Linked DNA regions of Homo sapiens: region 1 is linked to region 2. Evidence: chromatin loops called from intact Hi-C (ENCODE). Cell type or tissue: PC-9. All regions are shown on one strand. Links, peaks and the distances in the headings refer to the core of each region. The heading gives the core; the rest is flanking DNA. Region 1 overlaps OSBPL9 (oxysterol binding protein like 9). Region 2 overlaps EPS15-AS1 (EPS15 antisense RNA 1).

Region 1 (4,395 bases), core at 219-4,218, 79 kb after region 2:
ATTTTTTAAATCTGAAAGTATAGAAATACAATTAATTTTTGTTATTGAATTTCTGTTTGAAACTTTGGTGAGCTCATTTATTAGCTCTAATAGTTTGTTTTTGGTGTGGATTCCTTAGGATTTTCTTTGTTGTTGTTGTTTTTTGTTTTTGAGACGGAGTTTTGCTCCATTGCCCAGGCTGGAGTGCAGTGGCACAATCTCGGCTCACTACAACCTCCTGGGTTCAAGCGATTCTCTAGCCTCAGCCTCCTGAGTAGCTGGGACTACAGGCGCCCACCACTCCCAGCTAATTTTTGTATTTTTAGTAGACATGGGGTTTCACCATGTTGGCCAGGCTGGTCTTGAACTTCTGACCTCAAGTGATCCACCTGTTGCAGCCTCCCAAAGTGCTGGGATTACAGGTGTGATCCATTGCACCCAGCCCCCTAGGATTTTCTATATGGAAGGTTATGTCTTCTTCAAACAGAAATACTTTAAACTCTTCCTTTCTAATCTAGATGCCTTTATTTCCTTTTCTTGCCTGATTTCTCTGGCTAGTACCTCCAGTACAGTGTTGAGCAGGAGTAGCAAGATAAGACATTTTTGTCTTGTTCTTAGGTATAAAGCTTTTAATCTTTCATCATTACATATGCGGTTACCTTGGGCTTTTCATAGATGCCCCTTATTAACTCAAAGAAGTTCCCTTCTGTTTCTAGTTTGTTGAGTGGTTTTTATCATGAAATGGTGTTAGATTTTTTTAAAAGTACGTTTTCTGTGTCTTTTGAGATGATCATGTGATTTTTGTTCTTTATTTTATTAATATGGTATATTATATTGATTGTTTCTTATACGTTGACTCAACCTTGTATTCTTGGGATAAATCCCACTTGGTCATAGTATATAATCCTTTTTATATCTTGCTGGATTTTGTTCGCTAGTATTTTGTTGAGAATTTGTCCATCTATATTAGAAACAGATACTGTTTTTTACGTACGATTTTTTTTCTGGTTTTGGTATTAGAATAATACTAGCTTTATAGAAAAAATTGGAAAGTGTTCGCTCTTCTATATTTTGGAAGAGTTTGTGAAGGTATGTCGTTAATTCTTTAAACATTTTATAGAACTCACCATCTGGGCCTGCGCTTTTCTTTGTGAGAAGTTTTTTGATTACTAATTCAGTCTTTTTACTTATTTTACGTCTATTCAGATTTTCTATTTTTTCTTTAGTCAGTTTTGGCAGTTTATATCTTTCTTGGAATTTATTGGTTTCATCTAATTTGTTGTTCCTTGTATTTCCTTAGAATTTTTTTGTTTTTGTAAGATTGGTAATAATGTTTTTTTTCTTTCATTCCTGATTTTAGTACTTTGAATCCCCTTTTTTTTCCTTGGTCAGTCTAGCTAATGATTTATCAATTTTGTTGATTTTTTAAAGAACCAACTTTTGGCTAGGCACAGTGGCTCGCACCTGTAGTCCCAGCACTTTGGGAGGCTGAGGCAGGTGGATTGCTTGAGCTCAGGAGTAGCCCGAGAACCCCTTCTGAGTAGAACATATCAGTTCGATATTCCCACTTCATGGGGGTAATCCTGTTTTGTCATCCAGCTGAAAAGACAGTAGCATTCATTTCAGAGTGGTCCTTTTTTAAGGTACCGGGCCTTGTAGCTGGAGGCAGAGAGAGTGACAGTTACTGGGCTGTAGACCACATATCTATTTGTGCCAATTTGCTTGAAAAAGGACATTTGTTAGCAGGTTTCAGAACATTGGTAAGATAACACTCAGTAGGAAGATTGCTGGCGTTATGTCAGCTACCTTTCTTTCATTACCAGAAGCTACTAGGATTCATCAGAAATAACCTAATATTTGGTGAATGGCATTGGCTTAGACAGATTTGCTTCAGACCAGGAGGTAGCTGAAGATCACTGGCAGCTGGGACTTTCCTCCTTATCTCTGTGCTTCTCTTGCTGTGTAGGCTTGCTTTCTTCGCATAGAAGGCACAGGACCAGTGGCCTCTGTACCTCACAGCTTCAAGAGCAGATAGGAGGGAGCTCTTCCCTTTGCCCCGGTTGAAAAACTTCCTGGGAGATGACTCTGTCCTGCCCTGTGGGGTAGTGGGTCCTGTGATTGGTCAGCTTCCTTTATCAGAAAAGGCTGTGTCTGGTGAAAGCAGTCACACCAGCTTCCCTATAGCCCCGCATTAAAGCTGAGTGGAGAGAGGGAGGGAGAGGGCCCTGTGCTATTGTGAAAGAGGATAATTTGATGCTATTACAGCTCAGATAAGGTCTGGGAGAATGATTTGCCGGACAGGCATCTCCAACTGTGCAACTCAGCCACATTTTACATATGTAACACTGGGTAACTTACTTGATATCCCTAGTGTCATTTTCATTTTTAATATAGGAATAATTCTTACCATGCAAAGGCTTGTAAGGTTTACTGTATATAAAGTGCCTGTTACATAAGGGGCAGCAATGAGTGAGGATCTGCTGCTTCTGCTATTGTTATTATTAATGTTGCTATTATCCCTTTCTCCAAGTCCTCTTATTTAACGGTGTTATTTTTCTAAAACACACCTTTAAGAATGCTATTGCCCTCTTTGTAAACCTTTAGTAGCTCCCCATTAACTATTGAATAAAGTTAAATTTCCTTAACTACTCCATGTTTTTTTTCAGACCCTTCAGGATCTGGTCCCTGTAATCTTCTTTTCAGCCTCATTTTAAAAAATGTTTAATTTTAATTTTTTTGAAACAGTCACACTGTTTCCCAGGATGGAGTGCAGCAGTGCCATCTCTGCTCACTGCAACCTCCGCCTCCCAGGTTCAAGGGATTCTCCTACTTCAGCCTCCCAAGTAGCTGGGATTACAGGTGTGCACCACCATGCCCAGCTAATTTTTGTATTTTTAGTAGAGATAGGGTTTCACCACGTTAGCCAGGCTGGCCTTGAACTCCTGGCCTCACTCAAGTGATCTGCCCACCTCAGTCTCCCAAAGTGTTGGGATTACAAGCGTGAGCCACTGTTCCTGGCCTTCAGTCTTATCTGTAAGTTCCTGTCTGCACCCTGTGCTCTTGTCTGTACATCTACTCTCCTATGAATAGGAAAGTAAAGTTTTCTACATCTGTGCCTTCGCTGATGTTGTTTCCTTGTCTTGGAATGGCCTTTCCCCCACTACCTTCCCTTTCTTTTTATCAGATTTCTTTTTTCTTTCTTTCTTTTTTAAAGCCCCAGGTTGAAACTTGAAACCTGATCATTTCAGTTTTGCTTCCTTCCCTGATCTTTTTCCTTGACTGGGAGGAGCCTTCTGGAGTCCACAGCACTTATTTTTGCTCTATTACGATTGTTTACATGTTAGTCTTTTTTTTTTTTTTTTTTTTTTACATTTTGCAAGAATCTAAGCCAGTTGTTTTGTAGAATGTCACACATTCTGGATTTGCGTGATTATTTCCTGGTTGTATTTGTTTTAATTATTTTCAGTTATCTCTCTTAGTTTTTTCTTTTTTGTTGTTGTTGAAAAAAGGGTTTTGCTCTGTCACCCAGGCTAGAGTGCAGGGGTGTGGTCATGGCTCACTGCAGCCTTGACCTCCTTGGCTCAAGCAGTCCTCCCACCTCTCAGCCTCCTGAGAGCTGGGACTATAGGTGTGTACCACCACACCTAGCTAATATTTTGTATTTTTTGTAGAGATAGAGTTTCGCCATGTTGCCCAGGCCGACCTCAAACTCCTGGGCCCAAGTGACCCTCTTGCCTTGGACTCCCAAAGTGCTGGATTAGGAAATTAGGAAACGACTAGGATTATAATTGGCCCTCTTAATGTTGTTTAATTTGTAACCCTAATAGTTGTATTACCACTGGGACCTGTCTTGCCTTTTTTCTGTTTACTGTAATTTTATTTAAAAAATTGTGTTATAGTAGAAGAGGATCAAGGATGAATATATTCTTACCTTGTTTGGGTTAATTTTGCATTCTAACCTCATCAGGGATTTTCAAATCTAATTATTATTTTTGTGTATTTCCTTTACACTTGAAGGGAAGATAAGTATAGGGTACAGTAAAAGGGCGACTAAATGCTTAAGGAATGTTTTCATCAACTGTTTTCTTTCACTGTGTTATTAGTAAAGAACTCTTTTCAACTCTGCTTGGTATTGAGAAATTTTTTTCCTAAAATATATGATTCCTGATATTTATAGTTAGAACAAAAAGAATACTCTGTTTAGTATCTCGGTAATCACTTCTGAACATGAATTCTTACGGCTCAAGACTTTGGATGTAGGGCATCTATAGTTTCATGTGGGATAATCATCTTTAAAACATAATCATTCAATATTGGCTTGTTTTGCTGCTTTCTCACACAGGTGGAGTACAGGAAAATACCAGTTGTTCAAGTATTAAGTATTTGTTCAACTTCCATTATTTGAGATGTTACTTT
Region 2 (4,395 bases), core at 274-4,273:
GTGGGGAACTGGGCTATGCCAAGCATTGTTCCACAGGAGGACCTCATATAACTTCTTAGGCTTTTGGATCAACTGCTCCTTGATGAAATCCTGCAATTTACAGCATTTCTCTAGATCTACTTTTTAACCTGTAAAATGGAGATGACAGTATTTAATTTATAAGATTTTGTAAGAATTAAATGAGATAACACATATAAAATGCATCTCCTTCCCCCTTGGCTGAGGACCAGCACACACTCACCCTGCACTTGATGGTCTTGTTCTCATGGTATTTCTCTCAGTAATGAGGGATGACCTGTACTTTGTTGTTGCCAAAGCCACAAATGTCAGGGCCTGGAAATTAAACCCCAAAGCATAATTTCACATAGCTTTAAGGCAGTTTGCCTGGTCTAAGGCCAAGACCCAAGACAAACACAGCATGTGTATTAATCAGAGTCCCAGCAGGATATAGATGGCACAATCAAATTTGGGATTATTTGAGAAGGATTTAATAAAAGGACTATTTACAAAGGTTGGGGCAGGACATTGTGAAAACATAAAGTATAGTGCTATGCTCAGGGCTAGCAACAATGGGGTTCTACCCCTAGGCCTAAAGGGGCTAGAAGGAGTGCTTGCCAGAGCCTGGAAGAAAGAATCCTGTGGAAAAGACAGGCAAGAGAGAAGCTGACTTTCAGTTGAGGAACACAACTCTCTTTTCCATCTCTGATCTCCCAGGGCTCCCATTGACCAAACCCAACCAGAAACCCCTTCTGTGTCAGGCATTTTATACCATGTCATTTAATTCTTACAAGTAGGTGTTACTATCCCCCACTTTTAGCTGGGAAAATTGTGGCTCAGAACAGTTAAGCAGGTTGCTCAAAGACAAACAGCTAGTAAGTAGCATTGTTGGTATTCAAACCCAAGGCTACCTAGAAACAGAGCCTGGGGCCCTTTATGCTTTGTAAAAACTCTAGAGGGAACTCTAGAGATCATCAGTGTCTCTGAGCCCAGAAAGCCTTATCTGCCAACAGTTGGGAATAGATTTAACATAATTTTCTTTTCTTTTCTTTTTTTTGAGACGGAGTCTCAGAGTCTCACTCTGTCACCCAGGCTGTCGCCCAGGCTGGAGTGTAGTGGTGCAACCTCAGCTCACTGCAACCTCTGCTTCCCAGGTTCAAGCAATTCTGCTGCCTCAGCCTCCTGAGTACCTGGAATTACAGGCTCCCGCCACCACACCTGGCTAATTTTTCTTTTTCTCGAGACGGAGTCTTGCTCTATCAGCCAGGCTAGAGTGCAGTGGTGCAATCTCGGCTCACTACAACCTCCATCTCCCAGGTTCAAGCAATTATCCTGCCTGGTATTACAGGTGCTAGCCACCATGCCTGGCTAATGTTTGTATTTTCAGTAGAGATGGGGTTTCACCATGTTGGCCAGGATGCTCTCGAACTCCTGACCTCAAGTGATCTACCCGCCTCAGCCCCCCGCCACCCAGAGTGCTGGAATTACAGGGGTGAGCCACTGCACCCAGCCTTAACTTAATTTTCAACCTTACCTCCCATGTTACCACTCTCACTATCCAAAACACACACGTGCTTAAGTAAGATCTGGACTGCCCCAAGGAGGCCTAGTTACATATTTAGGTTACAGATACAACACTCTGGACACATTTCAGATGCTAAAAAAAGGTCACTTCCTTGACCTCCTGTGCCTTTCTCTCACTGAGGCAGAGTACAATGCCTTATTGTAGTGTACCTGTGAGAGGGTCTACGTAGCTGATGACCTCCTTCTCCTCTTCTGAGAACTGGAAAATGTCTCCCTGTGCTATAGATTTCTTAATATGGTACCATGTGCCTCCCCACCTCTGTGGTTTACTTATATTAACATTCAGGTTTAGAGTTGCTTTTTTCAGGTCTTTGAAGAGTCCTGCCACATGGAGGCGGGGTGGAGTTATCATATTAGACATTTTCTGTTCCAAGTGAATCTGAGCGTTTTCAACAACTACAGTGGCTGTCATTAGGACCTAATGGAGCTGACAGTGACTGCTATCAGAGAGCTTACCAAACATGATGTGATACTTGGATCCTGAGTGCATATCCTCCTGGTTCAGGGTGGCAGGAAAGAGTTTTACATATCCGCCACCACAATACTTCCTTTGCTTGTGTTTTACTGAAAACTGAAACACCAAGGTCTCATTCTCATTGCTGAATGCTTCAACCTGGTTGAGAAGGCATAAAACTTGGCATGTTCACTGGTTTGGAGACCTAGAAGCAGAAAGCACAGAGTCTTCAGGCTTAAATACCCAAAAAGCAGCCAGAGAGATCCAGCACTTGACCTCACCAATCTCTGGTATTTTCTTCCATACCTGTGCTGAAAGCTTTGCACACATACTTTTATTCAAGCCTCAGAGCAACCCTGCAAAATGAGTATTATCTCCACTTTACAATCAGGAGGCTGAGTCATAAGGAGGTGAGTCACCTGCCTAGGGCCACATAGCTAGCAAGGAGCCAAGCTGGAATTTTAAGCCACGTTTGTCTGATTCTTTCTGCATACCATGCTACCTCTGATTTTCAAGAGATACTTGAAGACTGTTCTACAACTTTACAAAACAAAGGCCTGTTTTTCCGAGGCTCCCCTGGGTGACCAGAATGAGGTTCTACCATACAAAAATGCTGTGGTAGAAAGAGCCCCTGCACTTTCTGGACATCTTTCTACCATAGCCTCGTAGATCAAATAGTAATCACTGCTAACATTCACTGAACACTTACTCGTTACCAATGTGTTTCATTCACATATATTACTACTGTACTTAATCTTCATAATAACCCCATGAAGTGGGTTCTCCTAATTTCTCTGCTTTATCATGAAGCCATTGAGGCTATTTCACTTGTGCAGGATCACTCAACCAGTTCATTTAATTCTAGAGCCCCCATCTTCAACTATAAGACTTTACTTCCTCCTCCAGAGAGTATCAGGGTAATAATAGATCTCAGAGCCTTTCTAGTCTAACCACATTACTTTATAGATGAGCAGACCAAGCCCCAGGGAGGAAAGGTTACTTACTCAAGATGACAGAGTCACAAATGAAATCATGCCATACAAGCAAAGTCTCCTGGCCTCCAGGCTAGTGGTCTTTCTATTATTCCATGCTGCTGCCCAGCTTACTGGTTAGGGCTCTGTTAACTCTCTGAGTCTCAGTTTCATATCAGCAAAACGTGGAGAATTATTCCTATCTCATAGGATTCCTGGTGAAGGTCAAGTGAGTAAGAGATCTGAGAAGTACTTTGTAAACTGTCAACATAAAATGTAAGGGGCTATCATTATTCGTACTTGGTGAGGTTCCTTTTTTTTTTGGAGACGGAGTCTTGCTCTGTCGCCAGGCTGGAGTGCAGTGGCATAATCTCGGCTCACTGCAACCTCCGCCTCCCAGGTTCAAATGATTCTCCTGCCTCAGCCTCCCAAGTGGCTGGGATTATAGGTTCCCGCCACCACGCCCGGCTAATTTTGTATTTTTAGTAGAGATGGGGTTTCAGCATGTTGGCCAGGCTGGTCTCGAACTCCTGACAGGCGTGAGTCACCACACCCGGCTGGGTCCTTCCTTATGATCCCACAGCTCTCTGTACTTTCCTGGGTCACACTATGTTGAAACTAGGTTTATTTCAGTCTCTTTGAATAATTTTTAGCTTCTGAAGAACAGGTGCATCTTTATATTCCCTGAATCTGGAACAGGACCTGACATAGAAGAAAGACTCAATAAGTATGTGTTAAATTACACAGAAGAATCACAGGTCCTGATTCAGACATCTCAAGAGCACTTATTGTACACCAGGCTCTGTGGTAAACACTTTCATGTCTGACATTATGTTAGGAGTTGTCTACATTTTAAATAATATGCTTGGCCTGGCATGGTGGTTCATGCCTCTAATCCCAGTACTTTAGTATGTCAGGGCAGGAGGACTGCTTGAGGCCAGGAGTTTAAGACCAGCATGGGCAACATAATGAGACCTTGTCTTTGCAAAAAAAATTAAAAATTAGTTGGGGATGGTGGTACATGCCTGTAGTCCCAGCTACTCCAGAGGCTGAGGTGGGAGAAGCATTTGGGCCCAGGAGTTTGAGGCTGCAGTGAGCTACGATCACACCATTGCACTCCAGCCTGGGTGACAGAGCAAGACCCTGTCTTAATCAAAACAAAACAAAATTGAACAAAGTATGCTTACTTCCCCAAAGACCCCAAGAACAGCTAGAGTAACCAGGGAAGACTTCACGGAGGAGGGCGTGTGCACAAGGCAAAGAGCACCGAACCTGCAGGCAAGACCAAGTTTTGAGTCTCTATTCTGCCAAACCCTACTTCGTAGCTCAATTCCACCTGCCTTCTCTCTGAGCCTCTTTTGTAACCCAGGACTCTTCTAAAGAACTAGG

The links. Hi-C counts contacts between places; a loop is a spot of excess contacts. Peaks named below come from ENCODE experiments on the same cell type or tissue, not always from the same donor. Only the 100,000 strongest peaks of a DNase experiment are listed, where the experiment ranks them.
Region 1: it touches region 2 in a loop (9-fold over the local background); 1 of 110 quality-filtered maps calls a loop at or near these places.

What each region holds. Positions count from the first base shown.
Region 1 is chr1:51,646,412-51,650,806 of GRCh38, forward strand. All of the region lies in intron 1 of OSBPL9 (oxysterol binding protein like 9), which reads left to right. Among named protein-coding and RNA genes, the nearest start is that of OSBPL9, 32 kb to the left of the region's middle. RefSeq lists a silencer at 1,409-1,617. In PC-9, for the core only: no CTCF peak of the experiment used is centred there; DNase peaks (open chromatin) are centred at 2,140 and 3,250; H3K4me3 peaks cover 1,193 bases; H3K27ac peaks cover 3,953 bases.
Region 2 is chr1:51,567,511-51,571,905 of GRCh38, forward strand. All of the region lies in intron 2 of EPS15-AS1 (EPS15 antisense RNA 1), which reads left to right. It also overlaps a transcript of OSBPL9 not described here and the pseudogene CALR4P. Among named protein-coding and RNA genes, the nearest start is that of OSBPL9, 47 kb to the right of the region's middle. RefSeq lists enhancers at 1,748-1,797, 1,958-2,117. In PC-9, for the core only: CTCF peaks have their summits at 1,910 and 2,111; DNase peaks (open chromatin) are centred at 341, 1,931, 2,441 and 3,001; H3K4me3 peaks cover 1,608 bases; H3K27ac peaks cover 4,000 bases.